2 separate regions of the Mus musculus genome follow, and region 1 is linked to region 2. The links are chromatin loops, found by intact Hi-C in ENCODE. Cell type or tissue: left cerebral cortex. All regions are shown on one strand. Each heading gives the region's core, and the rest is flanking DNA. Links, peaks and the distances in the headings are about the cores only.

The links. Hi-C counts contacts between places; a loop is a spot of excess contacts. Peaks named below come from ENCODE experiments on the same cell type or tissue, not always from the same donor. Only the 100,000 strongest peaks of a DNase experiment are listed, where the experiment ranks them.
Region 1: a loop joins it to region 2, with 2.9 times the contacts of the local background. A loop is called at or near these places in 10 of 42 quality-filtered maps.

What each region holds. Positions count from the first base shown.
Region 1 is chr5:38,473,408-38,485,409 of GRCm38, reverse strand. It overlaps Slc2a9 (solute carrier family 2 (facilitated glucose transporter), member 9), which reads left to right and starts at 5,104. Exons shown (of 12, transcript NM_001102414.1): 1 at 5,104-5,371; 2 at 7,917-8,015. The coding sequence starts at 5,279. In left cerebral cortex, for the core only: no CTCF peak of the experiment used is centred there; a DNase peak (open chromatin) is centred at 4,960; H3K4me3 peaks cover 843 bases.
Region 2 is chr5:38,301,231-38,313,232 of GRCm38, reverse strand. It overlaps Otop1 (otopetrin 1), which reads right to left. Exons shown (of 7, transcript NM_172709.3): 7 at 9,016-10,509. The coding sequence ends at 10,339. Among named protein-coding and RNA genes, the nearest start is that of Gm34193, 6.4 kb to the left of the region's middle. In left cerebral cortex, for the core only: a CTCF peak has its summit at 5,346; a DNase peak (open chromatin) is centred at 5,292; H3K4me3 peaks cover 340 bases.

The sequences.
Region 1 (12,002 bases), core at 3,623-6,122, 170 kb before region 2:
GGAACCCCCAGAGCTTGTTGGCCAGCCAGACCAGTCAAGTCTGTGAGCTTCAGACTCCGTGAGATCTTGTCTCAGAAAATAAGATGGAGAGTGACTGATTGAGGATGACAGCTGGCATGGGCCTCTAGCCTCGGAGTACACAAGTGTGCACAGACACACCCATGCATATGCACAGACACATAATACACACACTATGCAATACACACAGAGAACACACACCACACACGTACACCACACACATACACCACACACATACAACACACTCACACCACACCCACATGCTTCCCGCTATGGATGAACTGTGACACAGGTAAACTTTTCTTGGTCTAGGACTAGCAGTTAGAACAGATCCCCAGTAGACAGACAGACAGAAAAAGGGGCCACCAGCAGGTTTTAAAAACTGGCATTCTTCCAATTTCCTCCTCCTCCTCCCAACCAGAAATAAAACTCTTAAGGACTGCGACCCTTTAATGCATGTTGCGGTGACCCCCAACCATAAAATTGTTTTCATTGCTACATCATAACTGCAATTTTGCTACTATTCTCAATTGTAATGTAAATATTTGTGTTTTCCAATGGCCTTAGGTGACTCCTGTGAAAGGGTTGTTTCCCCCCTCCCCACTCCCCACGAAGGGTTCATGACCCACAGGTTGAGAACTGCTGCCTTAAGGCCCAGTGGACTTTTTCTCTGGCGATCAGGGATCCTTGCCTGTGTCCTGGCCTGATGGTTTCCAGGCAGGCTCAGCACGTGCTTACTCAAAAGACTGGGCCTATCAACCTCCTTTTCTTTCTTCAGACTGACCAACCCTGAATTAGAGGAGAAAGACCACTTGAAGATCCTTCAAGCCCTAACATTCAAGGACTTCCTGAATCTGCCCTCTGATTCGCAGAGGGTCTTTTTGAGTGCCTTGTGCTCTTTCTCTCCCACCTCCTCTTCTCTCTTCCTGTCCCTCTCCCCCCTCCTCCCCTTCTCTTTCTCTCTCTCTCTCTTTCTCCCTCCCCCCTCCTCCCCTCTCTCTGTGTGTGCAGCTCTGTGTGTTTTCTTACTCCTAATAAAAGTCTTTCTTCACGGGCTGATTCTGTGTGCCTTGTCTGAGATTTCCCCTGCTTCTTTAACTGGCAGTGAAAATGAAGCCAACCAAGGCTAAGACCCCACAATGCACCACACAGTCACCATTGCAAATGCCATTTCCTAACATGGAAGACATTGCAATGAATAGCTTTTGGGTTGAAACCTTTGTGCTTAGTTTATTTCTTGTCCCAGGATGCATTTTTACAAATGCCGGGACAAGTTTAGCTAAAGCATGCAAATTGGTCTGAAGCTCTAAAACATGTCAAAACTCTAGAAAACTGGCAAGGCTTGCCATTTCTGTCACCGGGGGATTCGGGTTACCTTTTTTTTGGTGACGCTAACTTGACAGGTGAGACTTAACGGTTTGTCTCAGCTTCTACTGGCTTCAGTTTCACTGGAGACAGACAGTCTGGTGTTTCCAGCCTTTGTGAGCCCGACCTTCTGAGGGAGGCTGCTTCAGGGAACAGCCTGCATTCTGTAAGCTAGGAGGCAGGTGTGGGAAACACAGCCATTGCCCTGTCTCACGTTTCCTAAATGGAGCTGGGCCAGAGGAGACCAGGTCTCTCCGGGGATCTGGGGTCAAATGAGGATATTACAATGTCTCATCCTGGTGTCCTTGCCTGAGTGAATCTTTCCTGAGTGACTTCCTCTTTTTTTTTTTTTTTTTTTTTTTTTTTTTGTGAAGTATTGTGGCTTGAACCCAGGACTTCATGCATGCTAGGCAAGTGCTCTACCACTGAGCTACATAGCCAGCCTCTTTAAAAAGGGTTTTATTTTGAGACAAGTTCTCACCAAGCCAGACTGGCCTTGACTCACTGTGCAGACCAGTAGGGCCTAGAACTGGTGATCACAGTCTACTGACTAGCTTGAGTGACCTCCAGCATAGCTGTCTCCACTGACCTACCCATCACCAACAGCAGATGACTAATGGCGTCCTTTCTCTTGCTCTTAGGAATAACAGAAGCCCAAGACCATGAAGCTCAGTGAAAAGAACTCCGCAGAAACCAAGGAAAGCCAGCGGGTGAGGAGGAAGGTGGCCAGTCCTACTTCCTTGTTCCTCCTTTCCTGTACCTTCTGGTAACCAGGATATCCATGCTCCCTCCTCCAGGGGAGTGGGGTTATCATGACAACAGCAGAGAGCAGGGGTGCCTGAGAGGACAGCAGTGTGGGACGCTGTGGACTATGCATAGGTCTGACATGGGTTTGGCAGGGAGATGATCATCAGAGTCTCTCTCTGCTGGAGCTCCCTGGACTTGTTGTGACAGTTCCCATTCCAAAGGGCAAATAAGGGACATTGATGATGACAACAATGTGGTAGTTGTCCTTAAATGAAAGATACATCGAAGAGCTGGAGGCGATGGCTCAGTTTGCAAACTGTTTGCTGCATAGAACCCAAGGAAACGTCAGAAGCAGGGGGAGGTGCAGATCTGTAACTCTAGTGCTGAGGCAGGGGGTGGCCCATTCTGTGAGAGATCCCGTCTCCAAAAATAAGGAGGGAAATGAGGGGAAACCACCTGACTTCTACCTCTGGACTCCATGCTATGTGTGTGCCCACCCCTACATACACGCATGCATGCACGCACTCAAAGTTTCAAGAGGCATGAATTGAAACCCATCCCTGCTCTACCTGTTTCTGCTTCCAGGAGGTCTTCAGTAGAAGGTCTCCTCAATAGGATAGAGGACACTGACAAAGATCATTCCTTCAGGCAAGAAGATTTATTTAATGCCGGAGAGGACATGGCAGGGGTCAAGAAGAAGAGAAGGAACAAGGGCACTATCAGGGCACTGGGGAAGATATGGGAGGCTGCTTTAAAGCAATTGGGAAGGGGAGGGACTGGGGAATCTTTGTACTCTGTGGGGAAATGAGGAATCTAGCAGACAGAGGGTGGTGTCACTGTGGAGAAAAGCCACCTCGGGTGCATTCATTGGGAGATGGGGGTGCCTTAGCCCTTTGATATCTGAGGTCTCTACATTCCTTAGTTCCTGTCATTTTCCTGGAGTTTGAACACCTAAGGAGGTTTTCTTACAATTTTAAACAGGCTGTTTGCCTCTTTGTTGCACCAGAGATTAGCATCAGAATCAACTAAGAGACCTGCAGCAGAGCCAGAATGATAGCAAGTGGCCCCACATCTGGGATTTATCATAACCTGAAGTCTGGAGGCTCTAGGGAGCCTAGCATAGACCTGTCCCTGAACCTGACTGTGGGATGCCTGCTAGTGTCTGTAAAATGGTGGGAACACCAAGTCTGCTTGGCTCAAACCTAACACTTAGCAGCCGAGAAGATCCCCTCCCGCCTTGGCTTACAGCCAAAGTAAGCCCACTGCAACCTCTACGTGGACACCTATGCCCCGATTCAGTTCTCTTGGTCAATCTGTTCCTGGCAAAGAATAGAAGTGGAGAAACTAGCAACTCAAGGGATATCCATGAGTCTTTCCGGGGTTTCAAGAAATTTGAGCCCTATTTCTTCCTCCTATAGTTCTTTTCTGTTATTAACCACGGTAACTATCAACTATCATTGTGTGTGTGTGCTCATGCATGCATGTGTGCATGTGGGGTGTGTGTGTGTGTGTAAGAGAGAGAGACAGAGAGAGAGGCAGAGACAGAGGTCATCATCTCTCGTTCACCCGGGCAGCCCTCTAAGATTTGATTTACGATAGTCCGTCTGAAGAGGGACATCTGACCTTCAGGGATCCTGTCCTCAACAATAAGAAAGATAAGGGTGGGGTAGAAAACAAGTTGGTTCCCCAAGACAGCCACAGGGTGACACAGGGCCTTGGCACCCTCCCTGACAGAGTGCCCAGCTGTTCTTGCACGTGTGTGTTAACCACCTGTATCCTGGTGCTCTTGAACTTGTCCAGGGTGAACCCGGGAAGTTTTAAGTCGGATAGGGGTCACCTGATGCATCTCAGCAAGCTTTTACTAGCTGATGAGAACTGTTGCAGTGGAAAAGAAAACAGCACAGAGGGAAGCTGGGGAGCAGGTGAGGGAGAAAGGAGACCATGACTGTGAAGTCCTTGGTGTGAAGGAATGCGGCTATCCCCAACTTCTCTTCTGCAGATCCCTCCTGCACCTTAGGCCCCAGCCATGTAGGCTTTTTTTTTCCCTGTCACCAGCATCAGCTATCTGGCTATCTGTGCCTGCAGAAGGTGTCCCAGGGTGAGGAATGTCAGGCTGAGCAGTTACCTGGGCTCTGTGAATCCCTGGCATTGAACCGAGGCTGGTCTTTCTCGCCCAGGGTGGTCCCTGCTTACCCTGGACAGCATTGTCTCCTTCCATTACCATGGACAGCATTGTCTCATCTGGGCTGGATGCCTTCACGTGCATGTGACAATCATGTCCCCAGAAGTTTCCTTTCTCACCTTCTTTATCTCCACATGTCCTTTCCAGACACAGCTTCTCAGAGTCTTGTGTGGGGACTTGAACACTGCCCCTCACTCCCTACACATTCCTCATTGACCAAGCCTGCTTCTGTCCCCTCCCACCCTATCAGAACACATAATTTACGTAGCCTGCCTTGACCATGGCTCACTGAAAATACTTCTCTGACTGACATTGAAGCAAACTGACCACAGAGTAAATTAATTCTCAGGCTGTCCTGGGGCATACAAGGTCGTTGTCTCGTTACGCGTTACGCTTTTATTGAGCCAGTTAGGACCTGCAGAGAGGGCCACCGACATCGCTGCACGCTGCTCTGCCCATTTGCTCTTTGAGCAGCAGAACTGACTCTGCAGGACAATTAGAGAAAGATCAATATTTCATTTTGCCCCGACAGAATGGAAGCTCAGAGCACGGCCAAGACTTGCCCGTGGACACAGATAAGAGGAGGAGTCAGTGCTGGAACCCATCCAGCTTCTAAGGAGAAAGCCAACAACCTTTGGCCTTGATTCTTAGGAGGTTTCTCTGGGTTTGTGCCAGCTGCCCCATCCAGAGCTCTGGCCTTGTTAGAGAGAATCATAAATGGAGGGGGGGGGGGAGGGGAGCCAAACAAAACAAAACGAAACCAAAAAAAAACCATGACTTGGGCGTGACTCCGGGGAGCGAAGCTGTCTCAGTTGCTTGGGAGCAGGGGAGCAATGTCGCTCGCTTCCTGTTCAGGCATGATCACAGAGCCACGCTTCCTGCTCTGCCCTCCTTCCTGTGGACTCTGCCTCCTCGCTGCAGAGATGCCCTGGCAAGTCCAGGGTCCTGGAGCCAGGAAGAAAAAAGATGGATTCCAGGGAGCTTGCTTTAGCTTCCCTGATGTGTGACACCGGTGGCCCTGGGGAGCTCTCTGTGGGTCACCAGCAGAGGAGGACAAAGGTAAACACAGACCGGCTTCTGTCCTGTGGGGGGTGCAGGCCTGGGTAGCTGCTACTACCAGACAGAGCTCAGCCCCTGTCTGGCAGCTGTGGAGCATACCACCTGGAGCGGGAACGCTGGAGTTTGGAGTTTGAACTCTCTCTCTCTCTCTCTCTCTCTCTCTCTCTCTCTCTCTCTCTCTCTCTCTCTCTCTCTCTCCTTAGCCTTCACTCTCTACCACCTCTGCCATCCCATCAGGGCACTGAGAATGAGGCTCTGGTGGACAGCTCTCTCATGCTTGCTCAGAGCTGACTGCCTTTTCTTTCCTAGGGCAGGCAAACAGTAATACTCTTGATCATAGACTCCTCCTCTTATCTGTGTCCAGTGGGAAGAAGTGTGTGTGTGTGTGTGTGTGTGTGTGTGTGTGTGTGTGTGAGAGAGAGAGAGAGAGAGAGAGAGAGAGAGAGAGAGACAGAGAGACAGAGAGAGAGAGAGACAGAGAGAGAGAGACAGACAGACAGAGACAGACAGAGAGACAGAGACAGAGAGACAGAGAAGCAAGGAAACCCCTCCCCCCCCCCCCCGCCCCAGAAGAGGGGCTGAGGCAGGAGACAGCTTCTATATGCCATTCTCCCTTGCCGAGCAGGACCCTTCCAGATCTGATGGGAGTAGTCCACCCTTAATTAAGATGAGAGTTGAGAGCCATGGGGAGGTGGCAGGGTCTAGAAAAGAGGCTTAAGATAGCTGGCACTAGGCAGTTCCACCATGCCCCCAGCACGCAGGAACTGCACACTGCCTCGGCAGCAGGCTTGGCACCAGACACAGGAGACAAGCAACCTAGTCCCAGCCCTCAGGATAAGCCCCACCCCCTGGAACCTGACAGGGCACACATGCAGTGCCCGGCCCTCTTCTTCTCCTGCAAACCCCTTATGGTGTGGATTCTATTACCACCCTCATCTTAAAGATGAGGAAGCTGATCAAGGAGTGGCCATGTTACTGGTCAAAGCTTACACACTGTAGAAGCTGCAGTGTTAGGATCCAAAGTTGAATCAGAGATAAACATGAGAGATGGCAGGGAGTGGGGGGGTGGGGGGGGAGGAGCTGGGGGAGGCACATGGGTGGTGGCTTTCAGGAAGCTGTTCAGAGGAAGGGGCTTTGGCAATGGGTCTGAGGTAATGAGAAAACCTCTAGGACTTTGGGTGGGCAGGGTGGGGAGAGCTAAGCTTGTGTGTCTTGGCAGAGGCTGAACCAGAGGGAGGTAAAGAGAAATAAAAGAAGAGCTTTCTTTCTTTCTTTCTTTCTTTCTTTCTTTCTTTCTTTCTTTCTTTCTTTCTTTCTCTTCCTTCCTTTCTCTCTCTCTCTTTCTTTTTTCTTTCTTTCTTTCATTTTTCTTTCTTCCTTTCTTCCTTTCGAACTGGCTGTGTCTAGCAGCCCACTGCGTTTTCAGCAGCGGTACTGTTATTAAAAGCCCATTTGACAGATGGACAAGTTGAACCCCAGAAACTTCCAGTCTCTGCTTAGATGCCCACTACTCTATGGTACTAGAGTCTAACAAGAGGAGACTAAGGGCAGAGCATGGAGTTGCTGTTAGGGGCCACTGCAGTTTCCCAAACTATACATGTGCCTGATCTTGGTCCCTTAACTAGACATTGTCTTAGTACACCCCTGGGGGTGGCAGGATCTAGTACCTACAAAATACATGCCTGTGCACACAAATATGTTAAGTGGTGGCTGCCAGAGCCCCTGGTTCCCTCCACCAGACCACAGGCCTGTGGCAGCTCTCCAGTCCCCAGCAGGTGCCAGCTGGTCAGCCTTCCTTCACTAAGACTCGGTGTTCATGAGCATGGCCAGGTCCTGGCTGTGGTCATCTTGAATGAGGCTGGGACAGGAGTACCTGGATGCAGCTCTCAGATTCTCAGCGTAAGCCCCGCCTGCATCTCTATCTGCAGGTCCTTATTCTTAGGTGTGCTGACCAGCTTGTAGGCTGATGCTTTGTCCTGGAACTGTGCATGTGTGTACATGCACATGCACATGAGTGTGCATCTGTGTGGCTATCAGCCATCTCAGACCCCGGTGAAGAGTCAGCTGTGCTGGTCGGGAGCCTTGTCCTGCAATGGGGACCAGCTCAGCTCCAGGCTGCTCCTCAGGCAGCACCAGGGACAGCTCTGCACACCTTCTCTGTGACACTGGGTGGAACTGGACTGACTAGGGACTCAGGGAAGAATGGTACAGAGAAAGCACCTAGAACTGTGCCTGGTGGTAGCGCTCAAGGAGTGCTAGCCGCTGCTAACAACTTAGCTTTGCCTTTTGCTCCTGCTGGATCAGACAGCGGCCACATCCAGCACAGGCCTGCTGGGTGTGTGTGTGGGGGGGGGGGTGCGGAGACCCTCAGGCTGCCTTGCAGGAAGACAGCTGTATAGTGGGACCTCAGGGCAGGAACTCTGCCTTGCCGCACCCCCCCTCCCCACCCCCAACTGCTTCTTTTCCCTCCTGATTTTCCCTCTGGGATGCCTTCCGGCTAAGGAGGCATCCCACTCTGACACCTTCGTCTTCTCTCCCTTCCCAGAAATGGTCCTTCTCGCTCGTCGTGGCAGCTCTCGTGGGAGCCTTCGGGTCCTCCTTCCTCTACGGGTACAACCTCTCCGTGGTGAACGCGCCCACGCCGGTGAGTGTCCGACCGCCAGAGGGCGCTGCGCCCACGCAGGGTGACCAGCAAAAACAGGGTGGATGGGGGGAGGAGAGAGAGATTGAGAGAGTTGTCGCAGAACTGAGGTATCCTTCAGTACAGACCGGGCTGGGCTTGAGGACTTTAATGCCAGTGCAAGTATTTTAGGAGATTGGAGCGCACGGACTTGTCCTTTTTAATTTAAATTTTACTCACACTCAGAGCCACCTGTTATGACTCACCCCTGGCTCCTGTTTCAGCCTGAGGTCAATTCCAGGCTCTCTGCTGGTAGCAGGAGAAGGTGTGCCCCAGGCCAGGTTTTCTTCTGCCAACTCCTGGCAGGATGGAGGCGGTAACGGGAGGGGCAGAGGCTGATGCTGAGCCCAGGCTTGCAGGTAGAGGATGGGGCAGGGAGGCTACCAAATTAGAAAAACCTGGGAATAGGCTCTGAGCTCCAGGTGGTTTGAGCACTGGGCAGGCATGTTGGGGGCACCCTGAGGCCCACATAAGCCAGGCTGGTGGCTCCGGTACATCATTCTCCTGTGTCAAATACAAGGGAGCCAAGGCTGGTGGGTCTCCAAGAGGATACAGGTGCCACAGGGATGCATGCTCCATCAGTGCCAAGGCAGGTCTGGGTTGTAAAACTTGAGCTAATGCTGACATTTGAGGAGCTGTCCAAGTTATCTCAAAAATCGGCACTGATACTAAAGGCTGCTGGGAACAAACGATCTCAGGTGGTTCTTGCAGGTGTCTGCAGCTACCTGGGCCTTTGACTCTGTCATTTCAAGATGAGGCTCTGACTTACCTGAATTCATCTCTGAAAAAAACCGACTTGTGATATGGACTATTGATTTGTCTGGGAAGTTCATCAGAGCATTCACCCAAGAGAGTGGGGCCTCTGTGAAACACAGATCCATATGAGATTTGAACTCTGAGTAGTGTGATGTCACTGACCCATGAACCACAGGAAAGAGCAGTTTAGTCATTCATTCAACAAATATATACTGAGTACCTGTCACATGCTAGATGCTGGGAATCAGGAAGGCGATCTGGAGGAGGTGGACATTGAGCTGAGCCCCATATGTCTGGAAGCATTTCCAATGAGGCAGGGGCAGGGGCGGTGCGGGGGCGGGGCAGGGGCGGGGCAGAGGCAGAAGTAGGGAAACCAAAACACACAAGGCCTTCCTAGCTATATAGGGATGTCAATAGGGTGATAATAGTGAAGGTGTGACTTGCCATTCCTATTCCCGAGGGGAATGGGGAGATGGGTTGGGAGAAGAGGCTAAAAGCAGTGGAGGCTGGGATTGAGGCTCAGTGGTAGAACACCCACTTGCCCAACACAGGTGAGGCCCTGGGTTTGGTCCCCAGTACTGAGAAATCCAGCAGTGAGAGCCAAGAAACCCCACATGTGAGGAGCCGCCCTCACATTTGCCATTATAAGATGGCACTGACAGCTGTGTTCTAAGTGGTAAACATAGTCTGCACACATGCAGGGGCAGTTTTCCCACCATGTGTTCTGCCTTTCCCGTGATGACAACTGGGCCGATGGGCTGCAGCTAATCAGGGAGTAATACGTCCTAGGTGGAGGATAATTCTCCTTAAAAAGGGATGGGGTTTCGCCAGTTGCTGGCTTGCTCTCTTGCACTCTGGCTCCTGAAGATGTAAGCAATAAAGCTTTGCCGCAGAAGATTCTGGTTTGTTGCGTCTTTCCTGGCCGGTCGTGAGAACGCGTCTAATAACAATTGGTGCCGAAACCCGGGACGAGAAAAAACTCGGGACTGGCGCAGGGAAGATCCCTCATTCCAGAACCAGAACTGCGGGTCGCGGTAATAAAGGTTCCCGTAAAGCAGACTGTTAAGAAGGATTCAACTGTATGAATTCAGAACTTTTCAGCTGGGGAACGAGAGTACCAGTGAGTATAGCTTTACGAGGTAAGCCTGGCCTTGAACTTTCTAAGGAAATTCAAGACAGTCTATCAGAAGTAAAGTGGAAAATGGCTTTACAAGTTATGTTTGGCCTTGAATTTTTTCTAGTGTTAGAAGCCCTTTTGTTCCTTTTCACATGTTATCAAGTGGTTAAGGCAGGGCGGATTCTAGAGGAAATTCAGGACAAGCTATCAGAAGTAAAGCGGGGAGAGAGAGTAGGAGCAAAGAGAAAATATGGTACACAAAATAAGTATACAGGCCTTTCCAAGGGTCTTGAACCTGAGGAAAAGTTAAGGTCAGGTAGGAATACCTGGAGAGAGATTAGAAGAAAAAGAGGAAAAAGGGAAAAGAAGAAAGATCGATTAGCGGAGGTCTCTAGGAGATACTCGTCACTAGATGAGCTCAGGAAGCCAGCTCTTAGTAGCTCTGAAGCAGATGGAGAATTCTCCTCTGAAGAAACAGACTGGGAGGAAGAAGCAGCTCATTATGAGAAAAAAGGGTACCAGCCAGATAAAATGCGAGCTAATTGGTCAAGGAAAAAGCCAAAAGCGGCTGGCAAAGGCCAGCTTGCTGCTTGGCCTCTTGGCAGTCGGCTTCAAGGTCATAGTGCACCTCCACCCTATGCTGAGCCCCCGCCCTGCGTAGTGCATCAGCCCTGCGCAGAGAGGCAATGGACAGAGAGGCAATGCACAGACTCGTTCATTCCAAAGGAGGAACAAAGGAAAATACAACAGGCATTTCCGGTCTTTGAAGGAGCCGAGGGTGGGCGTGTCCACGCTCCGGTAGCGTATATACAGATTAAAGAGCTTGCCGAGTCGGTCCGTAACTATGGAGTCAGTGCTAATTTCACTATAGCACAAGTGGAAAGGCTTGCGAATCACGCTATGACTCCTGGTGATTGGCAAACGGTTGTAAAAGCCGCTCTCCCTAGTATGGGCAAATATATGGAATGGAGAGCGCTTTGGCACGAAGCTGCACAAGCGCAGGCCCGAGCAAACGCAGCTGCTTTGACTCCAGAGCAGAGAGATTGGACTTTTGACTTGTTAACGGGTCAGGGAGCTTATTCTGCTGATCAAACAAACTACCATTGGGGAGCTTATGCCCAGATTTCTTCCACGGCTATTAGGGCCTGGAAGGCGCTCTCTCGAGCAGGTGAAACCACTGGTCAGTTAACAAAGATAATCCAGGGACCTCAGGAATCCTTCTCAGATTTTGTGGCCAGAATGACAGAGGCAGCAGAGCGTATTTTTGGAGAGTCAGAGCAAGCTGCGCCTCTGATAAAACAGCTAATCTATGAGCAAGCCACAAAGGAGTGCCGAGCGGCCATAGCCCCAAGAAAGAACAAAGGCTTACAAGACTGGCTCAGGGTCTGTCGAGAGCTTGGGGGACCTCTCACCAATGCAGGTTTAGCGGCTGCCATCCTTCAATCCCAAAACTGCTCCATGGGCAGAAATAATCAGAGGACATGTTTTAACTGCAGGAAGCCTGGGCATCTTAAGAAAGATTGCAGAGCTCCAGGTAAACAGGGAGGGACCCTCACTCTTTGCTCTAAGTGTGGCAAGGGTTATCATAGAGCTGACCAGTGTCGCTCTGTGAGGGATATAAAGGGCAGAGTCCTTCCCCCACCTGATAGTCAATCAGCTGATGTGCCAAAAAACGGGTCATCGGGCCCTCGGTCCCAGGGCCCTCAAAGATATGGGAACCGGTTTGTCAGGACCCAGGAAGCAGTCAGAGAGGTGACCCAGGAAGACCCACAAGGGTAGACCTGCATGCCGCCTCCGACTTCCTACTAATGCCTCAAATGAGTATTCAGCCGGTGCCAGTGGAGCCTATACCATCCTTGCCCCCGGGAACCATGGGCCTTATTCTCGGCCGGGGTTCACTCACCTTGCAGGGCTTAGTAGTCCACCCTGGAGTTATGGATTGTCAACATTCCCCTGAAATACAGGTCCTGTGCTCAAGCCCCAAAGGCGTTTTTTCTATTAGTAAAGGAGATAGGATAGCTCAGCTGCTGCTCCTCCCTGATAATACCAGGGAAAAATTTGCAGGACCTGAGATAAAG
Region 2 (12,002 bases), core at 4,357-6,856:
CGTTCTTGCTGCCGAGTGGGGCGCACACACATGATCCTTAACACATAGAACCCAAAGTTGATTCACTACTCCACAGTGGTTGACACCAAACCCTTGCACCCATCTCCTCTGTTGTTTTCGCTCTTGGGTCCTGGATGCGTTTGTAGTCGTCATTGCCCAGCCTCTTCTGTGGATAAGTGCCTCCCATCCACTCCATTCTCCCACTATGACATTTCTCAAAAGCATGTGACTTTCTTCACATTCCCATCATTCCTTGGGTCCATGTTAGTTATCATTAGCTTAATTAATAAAATTTACTCATTAATCCCAAACATCTTAACCACCAGTCACCTCTCATTGTCTCAGCCTTGACTCTGGCTACACAAGCTTCCCCAATCACCTCAGTGAGCCCCTCTTTTTTCAGCCAATGTCTTTTGAGTCCTGGATTCTACCCTTGCTCTTGTCCCTAACTGAAATGTTCTACCCTCTTTTTCCTGAATGGAGGGGGACTTATACTTGTCCTTAAACCCTGTACCTATGTCCATTCTTTCCCAAGACTCGAGGCAGGCAGCTGCCATCTTTGCACTCTGGCAGCACACAAGCCCATCACTGTGCTGTAATTGAGTCCCTGAATGCATCGGCACCATTCTCACGTGTGGCATTATCAATGGGGAGATGCTGACACTCACCTCTATGATCTGTGTAAGGAAGGCAAGGATGTCCATGCTCACCATCACCATTCAACACTCCCACAACTGTTCAAAAGAAAGCTTGAATGACCACTAACATCAATTAGATATGAAAAAGAAACAAGTATACCCACGTTGGAAAGGAAAAAGTAAAATTATTTCTATTCGTATATAACATGGTCTTCTTGGGGAAGACCCCCAAAGACTTCAACAACAACAATAAACAAACCAGACCAAAACAAAACACACAAAACACACACACACACAAACAAAACCCAAAACAAAACAACAGCAAACCCTATGAGCTCTAACAGATGAACCAAGAGAAGACTTAGGTTATGAAATCAATGTGCAAAAATCCAGTGGTGTCTTCCTATTGAATAACTACCTACCCAAAAAAGAAATCCTTACCATGGCACAAAAATGAATAAATTTAATGAAGAAAATGAGATAACCCCACATCCAAACTGTAAGCTATTGATGAAATTGAAGAGACCACAGTGTGATGGGTAGTATTAGTTGGTACAACCTAGAAACCAAGGAAGTAGAGTCTCAATGAAAATTTGCCTAGATGAAGTTGATTTTGTCTTTAACATATCTGTGGGGATTGTCCTGATTACATTAATTGAGGTAAAAAGACCCAGCCACTGTAGGTGGCACCATTCCCTAGGCAGCGATCCTGAGCTATTCACGTGTAGAAAGGAGTCTGAATGTAAGTAATCATACAGGCGTCCATTTTCTCTTGGATGTCACTAGTAGTTTCAAGTCCCCGTTTTTCTGAAATGGAACTGGGAGCCAAATAAAGCCTTCCTCTCTCACAGTTTCTTTTGTCAAGGTGTTTTATCACTGAACAGAACTGAAGCTGGGACACACAATTACCTGAGAGGTAGTCTATTACCATGGATAGAAGAATTAGCAGTTACCAAAATGCCTATATAAGTCAAAACAACCCACAAATTCAGATCAATACCCATCAAAATGCCAATAGCACTTCTCATGAAATAAGAAAAGGGGCTGTAAAACCCATATGAGAACCAAAATGGTTTAAACTGTCAAGGCAATTTTGAGGAAGGAAAAAAAATGGTGAAGGTATCTGTCTTAGTGTTCTATTGCTGTGCACCTAAGGTATCTGTCTTAGTGTTCTATTGCTGTGAAGAGACACCATGATCAAGGCAACATTTATAAAACATTTAGCTGAGAGTTGTTTACCATTGCAGAGGTTAGTCCACGATCACCACAGTGGGAAGCAGACAGGCAGGACAATACAATGGAGCAACAACTGAGAGCTTCACATACAGATCTGCAGGCAGAGCATGGCACTGAGCCTGACATGGGCTTTTGAAATCTCAAAGCCTGCCCCCAGAGACACATCTCCTCCAACAAAGCCAGCCACATCTACTCAAACACGGACTCACCTCCTAATCCTTTCCAAAAAGTTCCACTGACTGGGGGCCAATTAGCCAAGTATATGGGCCCATGGGGTCTATTCCCATCCAACCACCACAGTACCTCCCACCACTGGGCTGTAGTTGAATCCCCCGAATGCACGAGCATCATACTCATAGACAGCATTATCAGTGGGGAAGTGCAGAACGCTTTCATACTCCTGACTCCAGATCACTTTATACCGGGATTTGAGTGTGACTCAGTGGAGAGCACGTGCTCTTTAAGTACAAGGCCCTGAGTCCCATCTCCAGTGTCAAAAATAAGTCCGTTAAATAAAACTATATCACGAAGCCATGATCACAGACACCATGGTCTACCAATCGAGAAACACAAGCATAGGCCAGTGGACCAGAGCAGAAATCCCAGAAAGAAACTCAAACGTGTTCCTAGCAAGGATACAAAGAAGACTCCCAGGAAAAGGATGGTCTCATGGGCGAATGATGATGGAAAAACAGGATTCCCACATGCTGAAAAATCAACTCAGACTTGTAGAAAAGAGCAAAGGGGAAGGTTGTCTTGCCAGGAAGTCACTGTGGGGATTAGATTAGTGGGGAATCCATTACAGAGGGAAGTGTGGGAGGCAGAGGCAGCAGAAAGCAGCCACAGCTCCTGAGCTTCACCACGTAGAGGGAAACCTGAAAGGCGGACTCTCAATCAGGCTATGGGCACATTGACTTTAAGGCCCTCCAAGTAGTCAGTTGGCATGGGCCAGCCTGGAGCTGAGATGCAAATCTAGGGCTTGACAATGTCCCAAAGCTAGGCGAGCCCTTGCTCCCAAACTGGACCATCCAGGAGAACAAAGTGACGAGCCAGGAGGCTCTTTAGACCACCAAAGAATTTCAAACAGTCAGAAAGTTGGGAGAGCCCACATATACAGTTCAAAGAAGGACCATAGGGTGGGGTCAGCCTGGAGGATGCATGTCTTTGGGGTCATCCCTCACTCTGCAGAGAGCCTGAGTCACAGATGGTTTGACTGGTGCCTTGGGTCACCCTGCTTCAAGCACAAACTCAGATCACAGTCCCTGAATTCGCCTCTCTACCATTTCTATTTGTGTCTGAAGCACAGAGGGTGTGGCAGGCTGGTTCCCTGCAGCTGCCCTAACACTCTCAGCAGCAGAAAGCAACCGGTGCCATGTCAGCATCCTGGAGGTGAGGGCCATCAGAATGTCTTGCTGGCTAAGATAGAGTGGAAACCCACTTGACGTGTCCCTGCTGCCCCTCCCAGCCTCCAGCAGCAGCTGGCCTCCCTCACCTGTGACACCTTAACTTGCATCTTTGCTTTAGGGGTCACACCATCTCCTCTGACTCCACTTAGGGTGACATAGCATCTACTCAGTTTCTTTAATTCAGGACTGTCCATTGGGTCCATTTCCCATTGACAGGTTCTGAACAATAGACTCACCGCACGGGTTGCTCTCTCCCAGTCTCTCTGAACTCTGTGGAGAATGAGTGGATCAGGCTGTTTGAGATCAGCGCTGTCCATCTACAGAGAAACAGCTAGTGCCACTCAGCCATCCTGAGGTTTACTCAGAATTATACCTGTAAGGGCCTCTCGTGGCAGACTACATGTAGGGCAGCCTGAGTGCCATGTCAAGTCACTTGGTGACCCTCTGTGGAGACCTCTACTCCCACTGTGTACACCAGAATAGCCTGAGTATGGGAAGTGAAGGCCACAGCGGCTGGAACCCAGCCTCTAGACTCAAGCCTTTCCCCCACAGCACACCAGGCACTTCCTTGAGGGGCCACCCAGCTCTGTGCACACCACCTGAGTGGAGAACCAAGCCCTCACCAGAAGATGCCATCCTTGGCCCCTACTGACATCTCTTCTTCCATCAAGGAGACTGTACAGTGGTCGGATTCATAGTAGGGTCAAAAACCTCACACATTCCTGTGATTCATCCATAGCCACTGGTCCAAAGGACTCTGTCATCCTTTCTCCTGGGCACACTCTGAGAGGTTCCATTTTACCTCTTATAGAAAATGCGCCCTCTGCTGTCCCTCTCCAGCATAGCTTGTACCATGTGACCCTGTGGACACAGCTGCCCTCTGCCTGGTGCTCTGTGTAGCTTAGGCTAACAAATACGTGAAGAGAGCCTCCCTTTACCAGCTATGTCAGATCAAAGACTATGCTCAATATGGAACTGAAGAAGTGCCTGGCAATGCTACCTCACTGCTGTTGGGCTGATTCAGGCACATCTGAGAAGATTCTAGAAGAAGCTGGGCAGTGAACACGTGGGAAACGGGAGCTAATGGGTGAGACTCACAGTGCCCTCACCAGTTCCTGCTTCAGATGCTCTCGTTCTCAGGCATGCCCCTCCGGTTTGGAACGCAAGGGCTCTGCTGAGACTGACCAGTGGGGTGTGGCTAGCCTGGGTCAACTACAGGCAACAAAGAAGCCTGGTTGACATCAGGGGGTCACCAAACTCTGACCTGGGGCCACCTCAGTTCCTCCTTTTTTAAGTTCTTATGGACATGGCTAAGACTCCATTCCCTAAGTGCCCCCCAAGTTCCCCCTTCCCACTAGAAGAAGGCAGAAATAGCCCACAAAGCCTGAGAACCTTTCTATCTGAGTCCTTATGAAACAAGAGTTAGCTGTCTCTGGCTTAAATACCGATATTGTTTGATCAGGTTCCCTAAAAATAACTTAAGTAGAAAGTGGGTCCAGGACCAGGTCCTTGAGGTCCCAGTCTCCTGTCTTCTCACAGGTTGGTCTTGCATACAGGTGATAGCTGCTTCGTGATCACACACTAACTGCCCCAATGACTCCCACCCACAATTATTTTTGGGCATGAAGATGACCTTCCTCCCCCCCGCCCCCCTCCCATACTTGCTTCCTACTTAGGGAAGAAAATCCTACCCAGGCTGTGTCCAGCAGAGAACTTTCCATTTTCCAGACCATAAAATGTTCTTTCCGCAAAGACTAGACTCTGGGAATTTCTCTGCAGTTGTGTGGTGTGTGTGTAGTCATTCTTACTTTGCAGGCATAATTTACCACCCTTATCCCCCATGCCCTCCTGGAACCCTTGTCACACATCTCCCATTCCGTACCCTCCTCCAGCAAAGCAACAAGTCACCTCCACGACCTAGCTAGCGAGAGAGCCAGACGCCACTCTTTGCGCTTCCCCCGGGCATGAGTCTGCGAGCCACTTTCTTCCAACTGGGCTGAGAGCGCCCTCTAGCGCTTGGAACGTGCATGCAGTACTGAACCCGCGAGCAGCAAACCTAGGACAGCAAAGGGGTAGAAGGAATATGGCAAGGGAGGGGGCAGAGGTGAAGTGTCAGGAACAGGGGCTCTGTTTGGATAGAAGATGTAGAAGATATTTCTCCTCACTGCGAGAGATATTCACCTGCTTCTGGTCTCAGGTTTGCTTTCAGAGCGCGAGGGAGACGGAGAAGCGGCCAGCGCGCCCCCTCCTGGTCACGCTTCCCCATAGCAAGGCTCCCTTCCACAGCACAGAGCCAAAAGTTTTATGCCAAATCTAGTTGCTGTTGGTTTTCTGTTATTTGTTGTTGTTGTTGTTTGTTTGTTTGTTTGTTTGTTTGTTGTTGTTGTTGTTTAACTAGGAGAAAAGTGAGGTGGTGTGTCAATTTAGCCAATGTCAGGTCGGGCGATGAGCACGTGATTCTGAGGACTGAGTTACGTGATCCTCACAACTACTGTCAGTGAGCTTACCCAACTTTGAGGATCAGAGTACACCTGGCTCAGACACCCACCTCTCATCCGCCATGGATGAGTGTTGAAAACCTCCTGTGGTAGCTTTGTCCGACTTCTTTCTTACTCTCCTTTCTTTTAGATGTTTTTATTATAAAACATCTCATGAATATTAAAAAAAAAAAAAAGTACCAAGGGAGACACCTGGATACCTCTGTCTGATCTCCTTTCTTAAGAGTAAAAATATTTGAGACACTGCACGTACTTGACCCTGATCTCCATCCAGCACTATCCCTGCCCACTGCGCTACACTTGGCGTTCTGTCCGAATGTGTCAGTAACTTCCTACTGCACGGGGTCTCCCAGAGCATTAGTGCGTCCAGGGTGGTCCTGTTTCTCAGCATCTTGTCCAGCAGAGAACTTCTCCGCTCAGAAATAAAGCTGCTTCACGATGTTCTATACTTCTGTGGTATGAAGTTTTTCCTTGGACATTGTTTGAGAATGATCCACATTGAAAGGCCGAGTTCTGAGTCATCCCCTTTGACTCCTGTGGGCACTCTGCTGTGGAAGCAGTCCATACTGTACCCACACTCCTGACAGACATCCAGGATGCTCTCCACTAACACCTGGCCACCCCTGAGCCTGTCTTTGGAGCCCCTAGAGGACTGGACATGCTCAGTCTTCAGTAACGTGCACCTCCAGCCTTACCCAGCCTTGCCAATCAGTGGCTCTAACAGGCCGGTTTCTACTGGGTCATCTCTCATCCACAGCCACCATGGTTCTGCTTTCTTTCACACTGTTTTGACATGGACATATATATGGTGTCCCCCAAGGACGCATATGTTGGAGGCTCTGTTCTCCATGTGGTACTGGTGAGGGATGTGGAACCTTCTGAAGTGGAGACTAATGAGAGGTGCTTGTGTCACTGAGGGTGTGACCTCAGTGGGATCAAAGTGGTTCTTACAAGACAAAGAATTAATCCTCATCAGAGCGGTTCTGTAAGAGTATCTTTGTCTTTCCCTTCACTCAGACCCCCTGTCTTGTCCTGACACAACGCCATGCTCCAGGGCCCTCATGTCCACCTATGCCGACTGGACTTTGAATATCAAAAACTGTGAAACAAATAAATGTCTTTGTTCAATAAATACCTAGACTCGGCCATTGTGCCATACATACATAACAACAGAAAACAGACCGGATGTTTTGCCAATCATATGTGTGGGAAATTCGTTCATCGCTGCCGTAATTTGTGTTTCCTTTATGATAGCACCAGATGCCTAAAGCTTGGATATTGTTTCCCTTAGTTTTCCCCCTGAAAACTGCCTCAGCATTAAGAAAATAACCCTTTCCTCAGCCTTAGACAAAGGTGAGACAGAAAGTTTGGTGAGAACCACTGTCCAGCCTGCAGTTTGGGCAAGCATGGTCACTCCTGTAAGGGTTGCCCCTGAAAGACTCTGAACCCAGTGAGGATGGGCTGACTTAGCCAAGCTCACTGGATTACAGTCCAGTCAGTCAGGCCCGACATTATGGCTCCCTCCCTCTTCTTGGCAAAAGTCTAAACCCAGAAGCTGAGGCCTCCAGGACACTGAAGAGGGGTCAAGTTCACACCAACCAAAACTCAGACATGCAATCTCATGCCATGATAAAACAGGACTCTTTGGAGAGTCCCAAAATTCAGGAATAAAGAGGTGTTCTCCATGACGCAGCTTGGGATAGCAACAACCAAAGAAAACTCCTGAATATACCAGAATGTCCGAAGTCACAGATGACCAAATAGAGCGGTATAAATGGTCTCCAAAGTCACCCCCGATCATCTTCTAATACCATGAAATGAGAGCCATAATGAAACCTTAGCAGGGCTGAATTACTTAGCAGAGTCCTAAAATAGATGCTTCTTCAAGAAAGAGGTTGCCGAGGTCCTGATGAAAGGGCAGACCCAACCACTCCACATGCACTGCATCTGGACTTGCAGCCAGGAGGGCAGGGGTCACTGTGAAGTCCCAAGGTGATTCCTATGCAGGCCAAAGGGTATGAACCAGAGCCCCGGGGATTGGGAAATGGCTGGGAGGCATGTAGAGTTAAGAAAGTTACATCCAAGGTCAGCACAAGTAAGAATGACCTTGTTTTGTGGGGTGTGTGCCTAAGTGTGTGTGTGTGTGTGTGTGTGTGTGTGTGTGTGTGTGTGTGTGTTTGCTGGTAGCTGCCTAGGAACTTCAAGCTAATGGCCATTGTGCCTGCATCATTGTTCCCAACTTCAGGACTTCTCCTATTTGAGACCAAAAGGTTGTTTAGGGTTGGGCTGTCCTCTGCATTGGAGAAGGCTCAGGAGTGTCCCTGGTCTCTACCACTAGGTGACGGCAGCTCACTAGTGTGAGCAGCTAAACAAGTCTGTAGACATCACCGTGTGGCCTCTGCAGGCCAGCACCTCAGGCTGAGAAGCAGTGCTCTACAAGAAAAGTATTTTAAACATCTTTTGTTTTTAGAATTTATGCCTATTTTTAAGGCTTACTTCCCCTAAAACAAATATAAAGTGTTTTGCTCCTGTTTAAAAAAAATGTTTCTGTTGCCTGCCAAGAAACAACCCACTTAGATGTTGCTGTATTAACACTAGTATTTACAGTGTGCTCAATTTACTATGGTTTCAAAATAGTTGTGGAAAATCACCTACAAATACGTACTCTGGTATCAGTATTCCTTAGGAGACTTTAAAATGTTTATAAGCTTTGAGTGTGGCTTCCTGATGTCACATATATGAATGGCCCATAGTATCCATAAGGAACTGGCCCCAGGGACCCATGTGGATACCAGAACCCATGGATGCTCAAGTCCCTTAGCAACAGGGTAATGTATGTACACATAGAATGTGCATCTCCTTCTGTGGCCTTCATATTCTCCCTAGGTCATCTAAAATACCTAATAAGGGCCTGAAATATGACTCATTCAGGTGGCACATAGGCCCAGGGTTCAGTTCCCCACCACTGCATGAAACCAGGCATGGCAGTACAAGACTGTATTCCTGCCACTAGGGAGGCAGGGATAAGAAGATCAGGAGTCAATGGTTGTCCTTGGATAGATAGCAAGTTTGAGAAAAACCTAGGTAAGACACAAGACTCTGTCTCAAAACACACACAGGTACAACAGGTACACACACACACACACACACACCTCAACACAATGTAAATTTCACATAAATGACTGCTAGATTATATTGTTTATAGGGAAATGACAAGAAAAAATTCGCAAGAGGCAATTCCTTTTTGAAAGCTTTATTATTATTATTTTTTATTATTCATGGGGGTAGCACACTCTTGCATGTGAGTGCTGGTGTCCCTGGAAACCTGAGAAGAATATCAGATCTTCTGGAGCTAGAATTGCAGGCAGTTGTAAACCAACTGATGCCATACTAAAAACCAAACTCTGGTCCTTTTTGAGAGCAGCAGGCCATCTCTCCAACCCCAAGACCCAACTCTTACAAAACATTTTCTATGCAAAATTGGCTGAATGTAGATGTGGGATCAATGGATATGTAGGGCCAATCGTCTCTTTTAAAATGCAATTTTTAAATAAGAGAAATGTTTTAGAAACACGCTTGGCTTTCGCAGAGCCACTTAGGAAAGCAACATTGTGAGCCTTCTAAAATCAAAAAAAGGCAAAGGAGGTTAATTGTGGTACATTAGTTTGAGATTCTGACAGCAGTAAAATGATGTTTGCCAGGAATTTATGACAGTGTAGAGAAAGGTGTCATCAGACTGTCAAATAGGAAAGCATGAGGAGAACATTAGAAATGTCAGGTTATCACTAGCAAGTACAACAATATAGAAAAGTCTGCACGGCACCACAGCTGAAAGCTACACCATGGTGTTCAGAGTAACTGTTAGCAGTGCAACATGGACCATTTTTCCTGTCTCTCCTCCCAAAAATATTCAGATTTTCTACGTCAGGAACTGGATATAGATGTAGCAAAAAAGAGAACATCAATGTTTATTTTCTTTTAATATTTCATAATGAACACAAATAAAAATGGACCAAAAATTTAGGGAAGGTCTTGTGTTTGTAGAACAAGTCTAGAATCAGACTCTCATGCAGTTGATCAAAACTAATTTTTATCCAAAATTAAACCAGCTCAAATATTAAACTACAAACTAAAATGCATTTGTTTCCAAACCCAGTAACCCTGAGCAGGAAAAAAAAAAAATGTAAATGGATTGATACACAGATGGCCAGAAAAAAGTTGTACACAGTCATACAAATTACAGACAGGAAATGCTTGTTATGAAAAACTCCATCATTTTCATCCAAACCTGGATCACCTTCTTCTAAAACACAGGGTCTCAGCCAGAAAATGCTCAACTCATTTTGGATCTGATTGGAATTGGCTAAGGACAGGCTCCAGCTATCTTGTGCAGTTGATTTAACTGCTCGCTCTCCCCCAGGTCGAGGGCAACTCCAGACAGTCAGAACAAAAGGCATCCTTCCCGCCTTTGTCAGACAGTGTTTGCTCATCCCCGCCCTTCGCAGGTGGCTGCAGAACCCCCTTGCTCCCCCGTCCCTTCTCCTTTCATGAGGACTCAGGCTAGATCTTACAATAGACCTCAAAGAGGGCAGCAGCTGCGTGCATCCGGTAGAAAATGGAAAAGGGCATGGCCAGGTTGACCACAATTATCCAGGGTTCAAAGCCAAAGACAATTTCCTCCAATCCGTTGTCATACTCGGGACGGCAGCCAAAGGCAGGGGGAATCCAAAGCTGAAAGAGAAGAGGCAGCCTTCGTCTCCACTTCAAATCATGCTACAGCATCACTGGCAAGGTCTCCAAGGTGCATGTGTTCAAGGCCTGGTCCCTGGCTGACACACTACCGCAAGTTAACTAGATCATGGGGGAGACTAGCTTCATCAGTGGGCTAACCCAGGATAGAGTCATAGCTGAGTGGACTAGTACATGGTGAGAAACAGAAGTAGGTAGGTCACTGGGGATCACTCTGATGGACATATCCCATGCCCAAATCTCTGTGTATCTCTGTCACTTTGCTCTTGGAAAGTAAGCTGCTCTTCTCTGCACTCCCACCACGATATTCTGTCACAGACCTGTAAGCAACAGAGCCAGCCAATCATGGACTGAAACCTTCTAAAATGTGAGGCCAAACCACCTCTTCCTCACCGGAGCTGTTGCCCCAGTGTGGAAAGGCTGACTCTGTGGTTAGAAGCTTTCAAGACACCGGAGGTGCACACTCAAATTCCAGGCACCGTGGATGTTGACCCACTGTGAGTCACAATGGCTGGGGTGATTGTACCACGTTCCTCATCTCCATGGGAACCAGCAAATCTATGAGTCTTCACTGAACTCTCTCCAGCCACCATTTTGCGCTCAGACCCAGGTAAACTCATCCATTTCTCTCCATTTCAACAGCCGAGGAATTAACTCAGCTTTCCCATCTGCAACTCAACTCTCCCTGGAGGGCGCTGATGAGAGCAACCAGCAAAGGAAGTCAACAAAACTTAAAACAATGAGCAGATGCTCTTGCCACTCAAAGATCCTACACACTGCCCTCCCCTCCTCAGCAGCTTCCTTTCTTCCTTCCTACTGACCACTCTGGGATACCTGGGCCCCCTCTCTGGTCCTGGGTCCTTTCTCCTACTTCGTGCATGGTTTCTATCTCGCTGCCTCCTGGGCTAGCGCCGGCACCTTCTAGCTTAGCTGCCCTATGAAGAGCTTACATAGACAAGAACAGAGGGAGGTCTCAGGCCAGCAGCCAGAAGGAACTCCTGTTTTCCACCCAGCAACCCACAAAGGAGCTGGAGACAAATCCCAAAGGAATGTCTTTCAGCCAACAGCCTACAGTCAGACTAGGATCATGAGCAGACCGTAGAGAAGCTACAAGATAAATCCCTGTGGTTTCAGGTCGCTCTGTTTGGGGTTATTTGTTACCCAGCAGCAAGTGACTAATACACCCTGACTCCATTTCCATCTCTACTCAGAACTCTCTCTGGTGTATTCCCTGTCCCACTTTTTTCTCTGGCTTCTTAGACTTCACAGGATTTCATTCTTCCATCTCAAACCTTTTCTGACCATCTGCTCCTTTTCTGGCTCTTTGTTTGCTCAGACTCTTTATGAGTCGGTCTCTTCTTCCTGTATATGCCCTCTAGAGCTGTCACCACCTTTGACTTCCACCTAACCTGTCCCACTCTGGAGCCCTGCACATATTTCCCACTGGCCACTCAACTGGTGCACATCTCAATTTA